Linked DNA regions of Mus musculus: region 1 is linked to region 2. A link is a loop called in an ENCODE intact Hi-C map of the cell type or tissue named here. Cell type or tissue: left cerebral cortex. All regions are shown on one strand. Each heading gives the region's core, and the rest is flanking DNA. Links, peaks and the distances in the headings are about the cores only. Region 1 has its middle 13 kb from the start of Smap1. Region 2 overlaps Gm53062 (a long non-coding RNA gene).

The links. Peaks named below come from ENCODE experiments on the same cell type or tissue, not always from the same donor. Only the 100,000 strongest peaks of a DNase experiment are listed, where the experiment ranks them.
Region 1: it touches region 2 in a loop (1.9-fold over the local background); 2 of 42 quality-filtered maps call a loop at or near these places.

What each region holds. Positions count from the first base shown.
Region 1 is chr1:23,930,850-23,940,490 of GRCm38, forward strand. No RefSeq gene overlaps it. Among named protein-coding and RNA genes, the nearest start is that of Smap1, 13 kb to the left of the region's middle. In left cerebral cortex, for the core only: a CTCF peak has its summit at 4,672; DNase peaks (open chromatin) are centred at 4,080 and 4,388; H3K27ac peaks cover 323 bases.
Region 2 is chr1:23,981,228-23,990,868 of GRCm38, forward strand. It overlaps Gm53062 (a long non-coding RNA gene), which reads left to right. Exons shown (of 5, transcript XR_865295.2): 3 at 1,297-1,417. Among named protein-coding and RNA genes, the nearest start is that of Gm53062, 8.5 kb to the left of the region's middle. In left cerebral cortex, for the core only: no CTCF peak of the experiment used is centred there; DNase peaks (open chromatin) are centred at 4,422 and 8,060.

The DNA.
Region 1 (9,641 bases), core at 671-8,670, 51 kb before region 2:
ATATATTTATTTTATTATATATATTTGAGACAAAGTCTTACTGTGTAGCTCTAGCTGGTCTAGAATATTCTCTCTCTCTCTCTCTCTCTCTCTCTCTCTCTCACACACACACACACACACACACACACACCCTAAACAAACAAATAAGCTAATAACCCACAAGAGCTACTAAACTAAACAGTTATAATCTCATTCTTTTCTACTATGATAACTGATGGACTATTTTACACAAAGACCAGCTTACCTAGGGTTTTCAATACACTGCTAATACACACGGAAGCCTTTAACAAATATCTGCTGAGAGAATGAGTGAACAAATGAATAAGTGAGATTGAATGTTAGTGCCTATATATAAAAACATTTAGCTTCCAGAAGTGAAACTAAGAAACATAACTCAATACACACACACACACACACACACACACACACACACACAGGATTTTCTGGAATAAGCACTCTGACAACAATGAGAGTAGAAGAGAGGAGATGTCACCAGTGGAACTAAGCCAGGACAGCTCTTGAACGTTCAGTGTATATTCTCATTTTATACTCTAAAACCATAGGGCAGTGCTGGCAAGCAAGCAGAATCTTACAGAAGCAGACTTTGCAGTCAGCAGGTTGCTAAGGGCAATGACCCAATGTTTCAGCCATTCCTCCAGGTCATTCTGTTCCAGGCAGCAAGTAACATCATGCTTGGCAAACAGACAGTGCGAACAGTGCTTTAAGGAAATCACTAGATAAATCAAAAAATCAGTATCTAATAATTGGTCTTTTCTACTGTATTCAAATACATATAGCCTCAAATATATTTATTTTATCTCATAAAACTCTGTCTCAAATATGTTTATTTTTATCTTATATATACTTATCTCACATATATTATAATGTATATGTCCTAAATATATTTATCTTTATCATACATATTCAAGACAGGGTCTTAGTATATAGCCTTAGCTGACCTGGAATTCCCTATATAGACCATGCTGGCCTCAAACTCATAGAAATCCTCCTGCATCTGCCTCTTAAGCACTAGAATTAAAGGCACGCACCACCATGCCTAGCTGAAACATACCTTTTAAAGCAACGTTTAAAAAAATATAATCTAACATACGCAGTTCTGTTTCATAAATCCAATTTGTGGCTCTTCTTTTTAGGTTTCTTACATTTATTAATTAATGCGTGTGTCTATACTCACTTGTGTTCTGTGCTGTGGGTGTAGAGACCAGAGGAGAGCCCGTGAGAGTTGATCCTCTCCATCCACCCTGTGGGCTCTGGGGTTTGAACTCAGATCATCAGATGACCACCGGATCTATCTTCCTCTCCTTCTTTATATCACTTCTAATTCCCTTCCAATCCTGATCAAAACACCATATTTTATTTGGTATATCAGTCTTTCCTCTCCTTTAATAATATATTTCACAGAATCTGCATTTCAGTTTAGATGAATAAATTCTAAGTATTGATAAATGTACTGTCAACCTCGAAATTGAAAGTGGCTCTAACAGCAAATCCTAAAGACTGAGTACACTCTGCCCTCACAGATATGATCTGAGCAGGACTCTACCTTCAACAAGCTCAGCTGCAGGAGGAAAGACTCAGTTATTTAATTTTATGTAGAGAGGAGATATAAATCTAAGCTAAAAGATACATGTACAATGGATGTGTTGGGCGGGTCTGCCTGGAATCTGTCCCTGATTATTATAGAGGTGATGCCTCTGTTTTACTTTGAACCATTATTCCTCTTTCAGGAATGACTGACAGCCTCCACCCTTAGAGTACACGTGGTCACTCAGCTACTTTTCTTTTGAAAGCTGAGGCTCAGGAAAAGACCATCATCAGGAAACAGCTGGAGGTTACTCATCTGCCTAGCAGCCTAGTTCTCCTGTCCTGATCCTGGATCCCCACAGACACCCCAGCCTCTGTCCTTTCTGAAAACGGGCTGGTTGGCTTTCCCTTAGATTCTTTAACTGTTAGACAAATGTAAAGAGGTCTCCCATTGCTGATAATGAGCACCCATCTGAATGTTTGCAGCCTTGCAACATGAATACATGGAAAGCTACACGCCAGTTTGATCACATCAAGTGGTGAGGCTGTGGGAGATTAGATCATTAAGGCAACATCATCATGAATGTAAGGGTTAGGGCCTTATGCAAGGGGCCCCAAACTCCTGCCAAGATTGCACAGAGAGAAGAGTAACTGTAAGTATCTCTCCTCTGTGCGTGGGGGGGGGGGGAGCAGGTGTGGCCTTGTTAGAGTGGGTGTGTGACAATGGGGATGGGCTTAAATACCCTCAACTTAGCTACCTGGAAGCCAGTATTCAGTTAGCAGCCTTCAGATGAAGATAGAACTCTCAGCTCTGCCTGCACTATGCCTGCCTGGATGCTGCCATGTTCACACCTTGATGATAATGGACTGAACCTCTGAACCTGTAAGCCAGCCCCAATTAAATGTTGTCCTTATAAGAGTTGCCTTGGTCATGGTATCTGTTCACAGCAGTAAAATCCTAACTAAGACAGTCCTGAACAGATGAAGCCACGAAAGCCTCTTTTTTCTAGTCTTTTAAAGAATCCTTTAAAGAATTGCTGTGATAAGACATTTTACTACACACATGGCATTTTCTCCTGGTGTCACATTTTACTTTCTTACCAAAATTATCATCTTCACAACTATCAACTAAAAGTCACCATATACTAGCAGGAAGGAAGAAGGGAGCTGATATAGATTTGTTTAAAACTGCTGGTTTAAAATGTTTGAAATGCATCCCTTTTCGCCTTAGGAAAGGCAAAGATTTCTTAGGACAGAAGAAGTACTGGCCATAGAAGAAAATATATATATATATATATCTTTAAATTTCAAGTTTCCTCCTCCTGAAGACTAAGTAAAAATATAATCCAAGTGTGGTGGCTCAGACCTTTAATCCCAGCACTTGGTAGCTAGAGGCAGACAGAGCACTGTTTAAGACCATTGTCTGGTACATAATGAGTTTGAGGTCAGCCTACCCTAAGTGAAGCCTTTTTAAAAAAGAAAAAAAAAAAAAAAGGAAAAAGGCAAACTAGATTTAGAGAACATGGAGGTTTGAGTGGCAAACCCCCGACCCCCCGGCTTGTATGTTTGAATACTAGGGTCCTAGTTGGTGAACTGTTTGGGAAGGATTAAGAGGTGAGAGCCTGTTGGATTAAGAGGTATGTCATAGGGACAGACCTTGACATTTCAGAGGTCTCCCATTGTTCTAAGCGTCCTCTCAGTTGCCACATGTTCCTGCCAACAAGCCATCTTGGACTTTACCCTCCGAAAGGGTAAGACTAACTGAATGCTTTCTTTAATAAGTTGCCTTGGTCTTGATGCTTTGTTTTGGTTTGGTTTGGTTTTTCGAGACAGGGTTTCTCTGTATAGCCCTGGCTGTCCTGGAACTCACTTTGTAGACCAGGCTGGCCTCGAACTCAGAGATCCACCTGCCTCTGCCTCCCGAGTGCTGGGATTAAAGGCGTGCGCCACCACGCCCGGCGGTCTTGATGTTTTGCCGCAGCAAAAGAAGAGTAACTAAGGCAGTGACCATATCTGGAATACATGACAAAGACAAAACATTGGTTGAGAATTGTGTAAGGAATTCAAAAGACAGTAAGAAATGAGCCATAAAATGGTAAGATCCAGGGACAACACAAAAGAGATATATGAGCCACCAATAAGCCCACTATTAATCATTGGGGAAATATAAGTAAAAACCGCAGCGTGGTTTCACCTTCAACCTGCTCTGATGACTAAATCTTTTAAAAGATTGGCAATATTAATATTAAGTTGGTAAACAACTAAAAGTCACGTTGCCAGCAGGAACATGGAATTGTGTAAGCATGTGGAAAAACAAATTGCAAATAAGCATCTGTATTTCAACAATTCTACTCCAAGAGGAATGAAAATAATGTGCACGGAAGATTTGTATAAGACCGTAAGAGCTTTACTATACTAGCTGTTAGCTTAGCCACACGCTTCAGCTCCACCCACTTTCCAACCTCCAAATCTTCTCACAGCTCTGGCCCACCCCAGATTCAGTCTCCACTTCAGCCTCCGCCCCTGGAGGCAGCTTCATTATGTGAGGACCAAGGGCTCTTTTCCATGCCAGCCTCAAGAAGCATCAAGTGTCCACATAGGAGAACCTCGGATACCTGGGAAGAGGAGATGCCCCAGGTTGAGCCCTTGTGAGCATGCCCCGAGGCTTGGATTTCCATTAGGTTCCTGGAAGGAGTGGCTATTTAAGTCCAAGCTTCAAAGATTAGAGGGTTTTCAAAAATTGCTTTTGGGGAATATGCAGCTTTTATAGAGGTGCCAGACGTTAAGGGGGGTCTGAATCTTTCCCAGCCTGCAGAGTGGCTGCTTTCTCCCTCTCTTTTCTGTCCTACTCACTCCAGCAGCCAGATTACCCACAACGCCCTCCTCCCACTCAGCCTTTGATGAGCCTAGAGATGTGGGAGACTTAAAGGGACAATCCTTTCTGCTCCTCAGTCTGCCTCCTCCTTACTTGCTTAAAACTAAGAGCACCCCAGGGAGGCAGTGGGAAGCCAAAGGGTGGGGAACGGGTTTAGACAGGGGGAAAGGAGTCAGCTCTCCTGCTGGCCCTGTCTCTGCAGGATTTCATCGCAATGAATTAGCAAGTCTAGGGCCTGCCCCGTGATGGGGCAGGTCAGGAAGGGGATAGGATTAACATCCTCCACACTAGTCCCCTTGTGGCTATTGTGGGGAAAAACCCTGGTTTTGGTTTTGGTTTGGTTTTGGGTTTTTGTTTTTGTGTGTGTTTTGGGTTGTTTTTTTTTCCCCCTTTGTTCACATTTCTTTTTTTTTTTTTTTTTTTTTTGGGTTTTTTGGGTTTTCGATTTGTTCACATTTCAAATGTTATCCCCTTTCCTGGTTTCCCCTCTGAACCCCAACTATCCCATCTCCCACCCCCCTGCTTCTACGAGAGTGCTCCCCCTCCCACCCACCCACTCCTGCTTCCCCACCCTGGCATTCCCCTACACATTGGGCATCTAGCCTTCACAGGATCAAGGGCCTCTCCTCACTTACTACAGCAACATCACCACAGTCGTCCTGTAGTGTTGTAGGCATCTCGGGTGACTAATCAGGTTCCTGCTACACCTCTCATGAGAGGGAAGAAGGCTACCATGAGAAGTGTCTTTGAAAACCATCTCTGTGATCAGATGCTCTAATGGAAGGGGAGATGAGAACATATTCTCTAGTTATCTCACCAAAAGCTAGGGAGAGACAGACTACACATCTCTCATCACCAAATGAACCTTCCAGTACAAAGAATGGATTATACCTAATCAAGTTGTTGGCCAAAGAGGCTCTTTGGGAACCCCCAAACAACCCAGGTACATTAGTTAGGGTTCCTCTAGAGAATCCTAACTACAACCAGCCAGCCAGCTATCTATCTATCTATCTATCTATCTATCTATCTATCTATCTATCTTTATTTATTTATTAATAGACTGATATAGGATGTATTAGCTTATAGGCTATGGTCCAACTTGGCTGCATACTAGGAGGCCCCAATAATCTAGTAGTTGTTCAGTTGACAGGGCTGAATGTCTTAGCTGGCCTTCAGTATATGCCAGAATCTGGAAAGAGAAGGCAGTGAAGGAATGGACTTACCGTGAGAGTAAGAACAAGCAAAGAGTATAGGGGTCTTTCAGAAAGGAAACTAGGAAAGGGGATAGCATTTGAAATGTAAATGAAGAAAATATCTAATAAAAAAAATTAAATGCATTCAAAAAAAAAAAAAAAAAGAACAAGCAAAGAAAGCAACCTTCCAACCTTCTTTCGTGTCCTTTATAGAGGCTTGCAGCAGAATGTGTGACTAGATTAATAGTGAAGTCGGTTTTGAAGCTGGAGAGATTGCTCAGTGGTTAAAAGCCTGGGCTGCACCAGGCGAGGTGGCACACACCTTTAATCCCAGCACTCGGGAGGCAGAGGCAGGTGGATTTCTGAGTTTAAGGCTAGCCTGGTCTACAGAGTGAGTTCCAGGACAGCCAGGGCTACACAGAGAAACCCTGTCTCGAAAACACAAACAAACAAACAAACAAAAAGCCTGGGCTGCTCTTCCAAATTCCCAACAACCATGTGTCAGCTCACAACGTCCATAACTCCAGTTCCCAGAGATCCAACACCCTCTCACTGGAATTCATGTAAGCAAAATGCAAATGCACATACTATAAAAATAAGTAAGAAGTGTGTTTTCCCACTTCAAATGATTTAAGAAAAAAGTCCCTCACAGGTGTACCCTGTTGCAGAAAATCTCCAACCCAAATATGCCCTGGGAAATGAAAACACATTCAGTTAATATGAATACATGCTGTGTGCTGAAAGTATAACCTAAAAACAAAATTCTAGGCCTTTAGGCCCAGGCTTGGGAATATAACCTCTGTGACTCATTGCTCCAAGGAATGCTAATCATAAAAAAGATATCGACATTCCTCCACCCACCCCCTTCCTGGGTTCAAAGATTGTTCATTCAAAAAAAGTCACCCTGACCATTGCCGGAACCCGCTAAGCAATGTGCTATTGTTAGGGGCTCTTAAAAACTGTCTTGAGAGATAACCTGCACAATTACCAGGTATTCCTTGCGACTCTTGTGACTTTGCACTTCCTTGGGACTCTTAACTGATATCTTTGGTAATTTCTGACATCGATCTCCCCACTTCCTTGAGTTGTGGTTTCTTCCTTTAAATACCCCCTTACTCAGCTACTCGGGGCGCCACGGTCCTCTACCCCTGAGTGGTGTATGACCGTGGGCCCGAGAGCGCTCTTGAATAAAAAAAAAATCCTCTTGCAGTTTGCAGCAAGACTGTTTCTTGTGGGTGATTTGGGGTGTCGCCTCTCCTGAGTCAGAACGTGGAGGAGTCCTCACGTTGTGGGTCTTTCAGTGCCTAGATTGGGCAGGTCTACCGCTACACTACCATCTTTCCCATCTTATGAGACCCCTTAGAACTTGCAGTTTCTCCAGGCCATGTGCTTCTGTTCTGCTTTTCTTCCTCTCCCTCTACCATTTTCTCCTTCTTTTCTCTCCACCTTCTGCTCCACGCTCCACCTTCCCTTTTATCTGCCTAATCTTCAGCTCTCCTTTATTTTACAAATTAAGGTAGGAAGCAGGTTTACAGAAAATCGCCTGAGTGTTGACTCCGTCCTTGTTCGAAGCCACTCCCAAGAGGCCGGAATTAACATCAAATATAATTAGCCTCAGGGCTATCTACAACAATGCCCAACCATTTAGTTTTAGTTAATTCCAGATATAGTCAGGTTGACAACGGAAATAGCCATCACACTAGCCAAAGCCTGGAAATAACATAAGCATTGCATGCAGCAAACAAAAGAAAATATACTGTATGATTCCAATTATCACAACTAATATATGGCTGTAGAAATCAAACCTATAATTGGCTGCTGTGACCAGGATGGAGAATGACTAGACAATCTGTATTTGGGAAGGCTTTCTGAGTGTTTGTATATTCATGTGTGTGTGTTCACATGTGCACACATGGATATGTGTTGCTAGAGATCACACCCAAGGCTCTGTACAAACTAGATGAGCACTCTACCATTGAACTACATGCTTAGCCCCTAGCAATTGAAGAAGTTTTTACCTATGTAGCTCAAGCTGGCCTTGAACTTGCTATGTTGCCCAAGGTGGCCTAAAATACATGATCCTCCTGGTTGGGAGTCCAGGCATGTGTCCTCAGGCCTGGTCCCATCAAGAATCTTACCTGTATCTTATTTGGAGTAGTGATTTGCACCATTGTTTACATCATTGTTTATCTCCTTTACCTGTTCCCCCAGGACATGTGCATTCTGTTGTGATAAGTAATACTTCAGTAGCAAGACTATTGTAAAAGGCATTGAGGAGTATGATTCGAAATGGACGCCCGGGGAAACCGAGCATAGCTTCCCTCATTCTTATACATCATTCTTTTGTTTCGATTTAATTTGATTTTAGACAAGTGCTCATTATACACCTATGCCTGACTTGCAACTCACTAGGTAGACCAGGCTATCCTCAAACTCAAGTGATCTCTTTGTCTCTACCTCCTGGGATTAAAGCTGCACTACCCAACCTGGACTTTATTCATTATTTTTGATTCTGTACTAAGTTTTCCTCTTGGTTCTTAGATGCTTACTCTGCATTTCTGGGTATTCCCTTATGCATCTTAACTCTCTTTCTTTGAGCCTTGCTAGAAGCCTCTCTTCTAAATGTGATACATATCTATGGTGGAATACTACCTAGTCCTGAAAAATGGGGGGTGGGGCTATCATTTATTGTTGTATGAATCAAACTGGAGGACACTATGACAAAAGAAATGATCTAGGCACAGTAAGACAATGCCACACCTGGAGAAAGAATCATGGTTTCCTTAAAAACCCAGTTATGTTATATGAGTATGTTTTTGTTTTAATCCCAGGTGTAGGATATGGGCTGTTTTAGATTGTCCACAGCCACAAACTATGAATGTCTCATGCTCTAGGAGGGATATGATTTTTTAAAATTAAATATTTACTTTATTTACATTTCAAATATTGTCCCCTTTCCTGATTTCCCCTCTGAAAACCCCCTATCCTCTCCCCCTCCCCCTGCTCACCAACCTACCCACACCCGCTCTTCCTGGCTCTGGCATTCTCCTACATTGGGGCATAGATTCTTCACAGGACCAAGGGGCTCTCCTCCCATTGATGACCGACTAGGCCATCCTCTGCTACATATGCAGCTAGAGCCATGAATCCCATCATGTGTACTCTTTTGTTGGTGGTTTAGTCCTTGGGAGCTCTCAGGGTACTGGTTAGTTCATATTGTTGTTCCTCCTTTGGGGCTGCAAATCCTTTCAGCTCCTTGGGTACTTACTCTGGCTCCTTCATTGGGGGCCCTGTGCTCAGTCCAATGCATGGCTGTGAGCATCTACCTCTGTATTTTTCAGGCACTGGTGGAGCCTCTCAGGAGACAGCTATATCAGGCTCCTGTCAGCTAGCTCTTGTTGGCATCCTCGATAGTGACTGGGTTTGGTGGTTGTTTATGGGTTGGATCCCCAGGTGGGACAGTCTCTGGATAGTCATTCCTTCAGTTTCTGCTCCACACTTTGTCTCTGTAACTCCTTCCATGGGTATTTTGTTCCCCTTCTAAGAAGGATCGAAGCATCCACACTTTGGTCTTCCTTCTTCTTGAGTTTCATGTGGTTTATGAACTGTATCTTGGGTATTCCGAGCTTCTGGGCTAATATCCACTTATCCCTGTGTATACACCATGTGTGTTCTTTTGTGATTGGGTTACCTCACTCAGGATGAGATTTTCTAGTTCTATCCATTTGCCTAAGTATTTCATAAGTTCACTATTTTAAATAGCTGAGTAGTACTCCATTGTGTAAATGTAGAGGGGTGTGATTTTTGCCAGCTGCAGACAGTGTATGTTTGGAATTCTGGGAACTCTGGAGAGGGTATAAATGGGAGAGCATGGAGAGGGCCCGTGGCAGCTGCTGCTCCCTGGCTGCTGCTGGTTCCTGCTGCTGCTTTGCTATTGACGTTTTGCTGCTTTGCTGGATTGCTGGTTGGGGATATCCTGACGATGAAGATTGGACTTGCCCCAAGGAACATGATGCCCCGAATCAGCA
Region 2 (9,641 bases), core at 1,101-9,100:
AACTGGGTCTTGAAGTCGATTGATTCCTAATTTTCTGAGGAAACCTCATATTGATTTCCATACTGGCTGTACACGTTTGCACTCCCACCAGCAATGGAAGAGTGCTCCCCTTGTAAAATATCCTCACCAGCATGGACTGTCACTTCTTTTATTGATCTTAGCCATTCTGGCAGGGGTAAGAGGAATCTCAGAGTGGTTTTGATTTTCATTTCCCTGATGGCTAAAGAATGTTGTTGAACATTTCTTTAAATGTTTCTCAGCTCTTTGAGATTCCTTTATTGAGAATTCTGTTTAGATTGGTACCCCTTTTCTTAATTGGATTATTTGGGTTTTTTTTTTTTTTGGTATCTAGTTTTCTGAGTTCTTTAAATATTTTGGATATTAGGAACAAGACAAGGTTGTACATTCTCTCCACAGCTATTCAATATAGTACTTGAAGTTTTAGCTATAGCAACGAGACAACTAAAGGAGACAAAGATGATTGTATCTATTGGATGTGGAGTTGGTAAAAAATCTTTTATTGTTCTTTTATTTATGAGTTCTTTTATTATTCTTTTATTGTTCAGGATCAATTTAGCTCTCCTGAGTGTTCTGTTTTTTCCTATGAAGTTGAGAATTGTCCTTTCCAGCTATGTAAAAAACTGTGTTGGAGTTTTCACGGGAATTGCAATGAACCTGTAGATTGCTTTTGGTAGAATGTCCATGGAATATCATTTCATCTTCTCATATCTTCTTCAATTTCTTTCTTTAAAAAATATCATACAAGACTCTCCCTTGCTTGCTTAGAGTTACCCCAAGATATTTTATATTATTTGAGGCTATTATACAGAGGATGATGACTGATTAATTGATTGATTGATTGATTTATAGTTAATCTTGTATCCAACCACTTTACTCAAAGTGTTTGTGAGCTGTAGGAGATCCTTGGTGGAATTTTTAGGGTCATTTGGATATACTATCATATCTTCTGTAAATAACTATACTTTGATTTCTTTCCAATTTGTATCCCCTTGATCTCCTTTAGTTATCTTATTGCTCTAGCTAGAACTTCAAGTACTATGTTGAACGGATAAGGAGAGAGCCTCTTCTTGTTTCTGATTTTAATGGAGTTGCTTTGAGTTTCTCTTCATTTAATTTGATGTTTGCTACAGGCTTGCTGTTAGTTGTCATTATTCTATTTAGGTATGCCCCTTGTATCCTTAATCTCTTCAAGACTTCTACCATAAAGGTGTTTTGATTTTTCAAAGGATTTTTCTGCATCTATGAAATGATCATATGCTTTTTTTTATCTTTCAGTTTGTTTATATGGTGAATTGCATTTACTGACTTTTGGATATTGAGCCATCCCTGTATCTTCTGACTGAAGCCTACTTGATCACAGTGAATGATCTTTTTGGTGTGTTCTTGGATTTGTTTCGTAAGTATTTTATTAACTATGTTTGCTTCTGTGCTCATAAGGGAAATTGATCTATAATTCACTTTCTTGGTTGAGTCTTTATGAGGTTTAGGCATCAGGGTAACTGTGGTCTCATAAAATGAATTGGGCAATGTCCCTTCTATTTTTCTTTTGTGTAATGATCTGAGGAGTATTGGCACTAACTCTTCTTTGAAAGTCTGGTTGAATCACGTGTTAAAACCATCTGGCACTGGGATTATTTATTTATTTATTTTGGTTGGGAGACTTTTAATGACTGCCTCTATTTCACCAGGGATTTTTGCTTATCTGATCTTGATTTAACTTTGTTACGTGGCACCTATTGGGAACATTATCCATTTCTTTTAGGTTTTCCAATTTGGTGGGATACAGGTTTTTGAAGTACATCCTTATGATTCTTTGGAATTCCTCAGTGTTTGTTGTTATGTACCCACTTTTGCTTCTGATTTTGTAAATTTGGATATTCTATCTTTCTCCTTTAGGTAGTTTGGGTAAGGGATTGCCTCTCTTTTTGATATTCTCAATGAACCAACTCTTTGTTTCATTGAATCTTGGTATTGTTCTCTTTTTTACTATTTCATGGATTCCAGCTCTCAGTTTCATTATTACTTGCCATCTACGCCTCTTCAGTGTGCTTACTTCCTCTTTTTTTTTCCTTCGCTAGAGCAGTGGTTCTCAGCCTTCCTAATGCTGTGACCCTTTAATACAGTTTCTCATGTTGTGGTGACCCCTAACTATGAAATTATCTTGTTGCTACTTTATAACTGTAATTTTGATACTGTGATGAGTCCTAATATAAATATCTGCTATGCAGGATATCTGCTACGTAACCCCTAAGGTGTCTCAATCCACAAAGGAGTAGTTGCTACATTAATGTTGTTAACTCAGAAGCTAGAACAAATCCCAGCACACTTACTGAAGCAGGTAGATCGCTGTATGAGAAAGCAAATTGGCTTGCCAAGAATCTTTGGAATAGGGGCTAATAATTCACTTCTAAGGCTAAAAAGATATGCACTTCTTGGGGCTGGAGCAATGGCTGCTCAGCAGTTAAGCGTACTGGCTGCTTTTCCAGAGGACAGAGGTTTGATTCTCAGCACACACATGGGAGCTCACCGCTGTTTGTAATTTCATTCTTGGGGAATCTGGCGCTCATTTTTGGAGTCTGAGGGCATACGGTACACAGACATACCTGCAAATAAAATACCCATACACGTAAAATTAAAACTAAATTAATGAACAGATGGATGAGTGAAAAGAAGATACATACTTATTTACCTTTGTTCATATTCTGTTATGCACTGAAATGGCTGTATGCATAGAAAACTATTTTATTCCTGATATAATGCAGTACACCCATAAAACAAATTCAAATCAGAAACCTACTTTCTCTTCTACATAACTGGCATCTTAACATCAGTTTCAAGAGATGCCATTGATACAAAGTTTAAGAGCCCTGACTTGGTGAGGCAGAAACGTAACCTCTGGCCTTACAGCCAATGAGCAGAGCATGGCTTCATCCATCTGATCTTTGTGTCTCTGTATGTGGTTGACTCAGTTGAATGCTGCTTTCAATATCTAAAGCCCATAATTAAGATCTGGTAGTTATGACCCTGAAATAAATACCATAAACCTACTGCATCTTCCCATCATGTGCCTCATCACTCAGGAAACAAGCCTGCCCCACTCTAGTTCTGTCCTAGGAGAGTGTTACTCTTCATTCTTCAACAACAGAACCTAGATGCCACCCTTGGGCCCCCACATTCCTCCCTTCCATATGATTCCATACATAGCTGGGAATTCACTGGATTCAGGTAACTCCAGGGTGTTGGGTTGCAACTAAGAATACCAAACTCTTCCCTGAGTGAATGGTGGTAGCTTAAGACAACAAAGCTTTAGCTCAACCAGTCAGAAATCACCATCTGGAGATTTGTCACTCTTTGGTGAATACACTATAAGAGCTTTCTTTTGTGCACCATCCATGGACCCCTGAACCATTGAAGTTTTGTACTCGCTGATTCATGAATCATGTCTGTGCAAGTTCTGTTTCTAAAATGGTAACGCTCTGAGGTCCATCTATTAGCACATGTTAATAGGTTATGGTTGATAAAGCTTGAGGTAAATAAGTCAGTGAACCACAGTCATTTTCCCTGGACTTCTTATGAGTATTTCCAGATACTAGATTGCTCAGTGCCTGAGGAATACACAACACACACACACACACACACACACACACACACACACACATGCATGTGCACACTAATATATATTTCTTTTGGGCATCATGATACTTGATTTATATTGCTGTCTTAGGGTTACCATTATTGCTGTGAAGAAACACAATGAGCGAAGGCACCTTGTGGGGGATAGGCTTCCTTTTTGGATATATATATCCTGAGTCACAGTCCACTGAGGGAGGCCCGCCAAGACAGGAACTCAAACGGGGAAGGACCTGGAGGCAAGAACCGATGCAAAGACCATGGAGGGGTGCTGCTTACTGGCTTGTTCCCCAAGGCTTGCTCAGCCTGCTTTCTTACAGAATTCAGGACCACAGCTCAGAGGTGGCACTGCCCACAATGGGCTGGGTACTCCCCATTAATCACTAATTAAGAAAATGCCCTACAGGCTTATCTGCAGCCTGATATTAGGAAGGTCTCAATTGAGGTCTACCCCTCTCTGATGACTCAAGCTTGATAAAACTAGTCAGCACAATTGCTAAGACTGATTAATGGCTTTGTATTTGAGGTGGCTACAAAAGTTAACATCCTACAGCCTTATCTATTTGTTTTAAGGGGAATTTTTTTTGAAAAAAATTAAAATAAAAGTGGTTTGACAATATTTTATTGATAATTAGTTATATCATCAAAATGTATATAACCTTTATAGATATAGTTTGTCTATTTTTCCTTATTTCTTGGACTTTTTCCTCTGTGCATCTGTGTCAAGATGGCTTGATGACAGAGCAGTATACATAGGTTTCCATTTGGGATCTAAGTAGGAGGTTGCTATTTATGGAACTTAAAAATTGTAGACAGATTCTAGCTTTAAAACTGAGGAAAATCATAGTGGTGATATCAAATGAATTTGAGCAGAAATGGAGCATTTTAAAAAGTTTTTTTTATAACTGACAAGAAAAAATACTGAGTTTTCCCTGGCCATAGTCCCTTAGGGACTTACCTACAGAGAGTGGTTATTATTTTTTTTTTCTAGCCCTCCCTTACCTCCTATGGAGACCAACAAGGAAATAGCTTCTATCCAAAAATTGTAATGGTGGTGGTGTGGGGAGGTGGGAAGATTGCTCAGTGGTTAAGAATGCACTTGTGATACCATCATGAGGACCGGAGTTCAGATCCCAAGAAGCCCACATATATGTCAGGTAAGGGTGGTAATCTACCTATTAGTCTAGCTCTTAAAGACAGAGACACAGAAATACCCAGGAACTACCTTAGTAAGGGTTCTCAACTGCTTTGACCTTCTAGCCCACTGTCCAAGGGTAGGGGAGAAAAAATGGTAAATAGGACAAGGGGATGTGGACTTGTTTACATCTTCCTTGGGGTTCCTTGGGGCGATTCCAATTTCTGTTTGTCAGGATACCAGCAGTCCAATTCAGTAGTGTCAGGATTCCAATAGTCCAGTTCAAAAGTCTCACCAAACAGGAATCAGCAGTTAGGGGAGGTGGGGAGATGATGATCCAGCAGATCCAGATGATGATGCCAGGCCGCTGCTAAATCTGCACAAGTCATCGGGAGAGAGAGTGACCAGGACCAGCTGGGATGCCAGGAGAAGTTCTCTGCCATGCCTCTCTCAACAAAGTGAACATCAGCAAAGATGCAAGACCGAGGAAATGTTGCACGGCTAGCTGTGGAAGTGCCCTGCCACTGTCTACTGAGTCCTATTTATACTCTCTCCAAACATCATGTGTGCTCCCACAAGCCAGAAAAGTCACCCAGCAGTTAAAAGTGCTTGTTATTCTTTCAGAGATCCTGGGTTTAGTTCTCAGCACCCAACTTACCCAGCTTGCAACTGGCTGTAACTCCAGTTTCAGGAGATCTGATGCCCTCTTCTGACCTCTGTGGGTACCAGGTACAAGAATAGTGTACATGCATACAGACAAACACCCACATCCATAAAATAATATCTTAAATAAGTGGGGTCAGTTTCAGACTGTGTGAAATTCTTGGCTTACTTACCGAAAATGTAGGTGAATGTTTTGTGACAATTTATGTTCTTAGAACAATGCAGAGTCCAGTTAGTCCAATTAGTCCCTCCAGGTCTCCTCCAGAGCTTTTTACTTCTCTCATACAGGGCATTCGCCAGACCTAGTCCACCCTCATGAGACCTGGTCCACCCTCCTCTTCCTAGGCTATTGCCTATATCTGTATATGTGTTGGTTCATTTGAGACAGAGCCTTATGACATCATCCGGGCTATTCCCATACTCAAAGGCTCTAGCAATCCTGTGTTCTCAGGGACTACAGGTACACATCATGTGACCTGACTCCAGGTAGTACTTACTTTTTCATATTGGTGTTAAAAATCTCAGGAGAGCCCGGATCAATGAGATGGCTCTGTGGTTAAAGACACTGCAGGTAAGCCAGGCAACCTGACTGGTGGGTGGGAAAAAACTATTTCTGCAATTTGTCCTCTGACCTCCACATGGCATGCATGCCTTTTCACACACCCCTTCCCAGAAATAGACTAATAATTCTAAAAAGATTCTGAGTCATATTTTGAAAAACACTTACTAGACAAAATAATTTCATTAGTAAATTTGCAAAAAAGAATTAAGACAACACATGTGTAGGGCAATATAAAAGTTTTAAAGTACCGATATTTCTAAATCAAAACAACTGTCAATATAGATGCTGTCAAAATGTCCTTTTGAGTGAAAAGATTATCTGATATTACTGACAGGCCCAATGGCTCAGCTCTGAGATGCCAACTTCAGGTGTAGGATATCAGGGCTGGGTGACAGTTTCTGGGAACCACTGTAGGGAAAGGAAACAAACTTACCTTTCTAGTTGGTGATGGAGACTCAGGCTGTGAGGAGATGAAGGAAGTTAAGCCCAGTAGATTTACCACTTTGTACAAAACCACAATGGTAAATAAGTAGGCATTGGCTCACAGGCATGGGAGGCTACATAGGGAAGGAATTCACTCTGAAGTAATAGGTAGTAGGACTCCATTTATTTTAACTCAGAATGGCATGAGCCTTTTCAGAATGGCATTTTTTCAGAGGGAATTTTGTATATACATACACACAAGTACACACACACACACACAGACTCAGGTTAGAATGTGGTGGATCTAGGCTAGGTAGAACACAGCACTTAAAAGCTAACCCGAATATTTATCTAGAGACAAGGTCAAGGCTGCAGTGATAGCAACTTGAATTAGTTTTCATTTTTGCATGGGAAATTAACATCACACAGCAAGATAAATTAATGTTTCCACAAGCAAAATGGAACCAAGCTGCTCTTCCAGGCCTCACCTGGCTGAAATCAAAGTGTTGGATGGGCTGTGACCTTAGCCGAGGCTTAGAATCCTTTACAACCTTAAAGAGGTTGGCAGCGACATCAGGGGCGGAGGGAAGTACATCTCCAGCTTTTCGTTGGCAGCTCCCCGAGGAGTTCCTGTCATCTTTTAGGCGTCTGAACCCAGAGAAATCAAGATTAATCACTTCTCCACACAAAATAATTTCAAGACCAACCAGTATGAGTTTATCTTTATTTTTATTTTTAAAGATTTATTTATTATTACATGTAAGTACACTGTAGCTGTCTTCAGACACTCCAGAAGAGGGAATCAGATCTCATTATGAGATGGTTGTGAGCCACCATGTGGTTGCTGGGATTTGAACTCAGGACCGTTGGAAGAACAGTCAGTATACTTAACCGCTGAGCCATCTCACCAGCCTGAGTTGGAGTTTATTAAAGACATTAGTAAAAGAACATGCTTTCAGATTTGTTGTTACAAGTTCAATAATAGGTACTATTATATTCTGGTCCTTGGTTAGCATAGCAGCAGATTTCAAAATAAATAAAAAAGCTGGGCATAACTTAGTTCAATGGAAGTAGTAAATAAGAAAAGATACCCAGGTTTATGTCTTAAACCTAAAGCATTGGCTTATGACTGTATTGAGGTCCTGCAAGGAACCTGAAATTACTTAAATTGTGATTTTGCTACAAATAGCCATATGCTTTGTGCTACATTTTCTACTATAAACTGTTCTTTGTAATTTATGAATGTTAATTTGGGTTCTCTAAGAAACAGATGGCAAGACAGGATGAAAACTGAGTTTTATTGGGGGAAACATCTGTGAACTATCCAGATTGGGGGCGGGGGTTAGTTGTAAGGGTCTCTGTGATGTCCAGGGTCAGCGAGTGATGACTGACCAGTGGGAGGGGAGAAGGCAGCTCAGCCTATCAAACTCAGGAGCCGGTGTTGACTCAAACTTCCGAGTCTGACCCCGAGTCGCTTATTTTAGGCATATTTAAGCCCAGCAAATTTTGATGATTTTTTTTTTCTGGTGATAATGAATTCAATCCTGTGTGCCCAATAAAGCATGCAGAAACCTCTTTGAGGAACAAAGGAAGCTAAATAAGAATCGGACGTGACGACAGGGAAACGCTTTGTAAAGTCCATCTGACAGCTTAAAGATAGGTTCCACAGATGGACAACATATGACATAAAGATGGGACTTAGAGACTAAGTGAGAAAAGCGAGCTTATGATCGGGCTCTGGGGAAGGCTCCGATGTGGTCTCGGCATAAACAGCACTAGCGTAGAACGCTTGTCCACTCCCAGGTCTCTGGGTGGATGACAGGTATAGAATTCCTTCCCTTGGGATACAAATTGGAAAAGATGAAGTCAAAATATCATTATTTGCAGATGATATGATAGTATATATAAGTGACTCTAAAAATTCCACCAGAGAACTCCTAAGCCTGATAAACAGCTTCGGTGAAGTAGCTGGATATAAAATTAACTCAAACAAGTCAATGGCCTTTCTCTATACAAAGGATAAACAGGCTGAGAAAGAAATTAGGGAAACAACAGCCTTCTCAAGAGTCACAAATAATATAAAATATCTTGGCGTGACTCTAACTAAGGAAGTGAAAGATCTGTATGATAAAAACTTCAAGTCTCTGAAGAAAGAAATTAAAGAAGATCTCAGAAGATGGAAAGATCTCCCATGCTCATGGATTGGCAGGATAAACATTGTAAAAATGGCTATCTTGCCAAAAGCAATCTACAGATTCAATGCAATACCCATCAAAATTTCAATTCTTCAATGAATTAGAAAGAGCAATCTGCAAATTCATCTGGAATAACAAAAAACCTAGGATAGCAAAAACTCTTCTCAAGGATAAAAGAACCTCTGGTGGAATCACCATGCCTGACCTAAAGCTTTACTACAGAGCAATTGTGATAAAAACTGCATGGTACTGGTATAGTGACAGACAAGTAGACCAATGGAATAGAATTGAAGACCCAGAAATGAACCCACACACCTATGGTCACTTGATCTTTGACAAGGGAGCTAAAACCATCCAGTGGAAGAAAGACAGCATTTTCAACAAATGGTGCTGGCACAACTGGTGGTTATCATGTAGAAGAATGTGAAATGATCCATTCCTATCTCCTTGTACTAAGGTCAAATCTAAGTGGATCAAGGAACTCCACATAAAACCAGACACTGAAACTTATAGAGGAGAAAGTGGGGAAAAGCCTCGAAGATATGGGCACAGGGGAAAAATTCCTGAATAGAACAGCAATGGCTTGTGCTGTAAGATTGAGAATTGACAAATGGGACCTCATGAAACTGCAAAGCTTCTGCAAGGCAAAAGACACCGTCAATAAGACAAAAAGGCCACCAACTGATTGGGAAAGGATATTTACATATCCTAAATCAGATAGGGGACTAATATCCAATATATACAAAGAACTCAAGAAGGTGGACTCCAGAAAAATCAAATAACCCCATTAAAAAATGGAGCTCAGAGCTAAACAAAGAATTCTCACCTGAGGAATACCGAATGGCTGAGAAGCACCTGAAAAAATGCTCAGCATCCTTAATCATCAGAGAAATGCAAATCAAAACAACCTTGAGATTCCATCTCACACCAGTCAGAATGGCTAAGATCAAAAATTCAGGTGACAGCAGATGCTGGCGAGGATGTGGAGAAAGAAGAACACTCCTCCATTGTT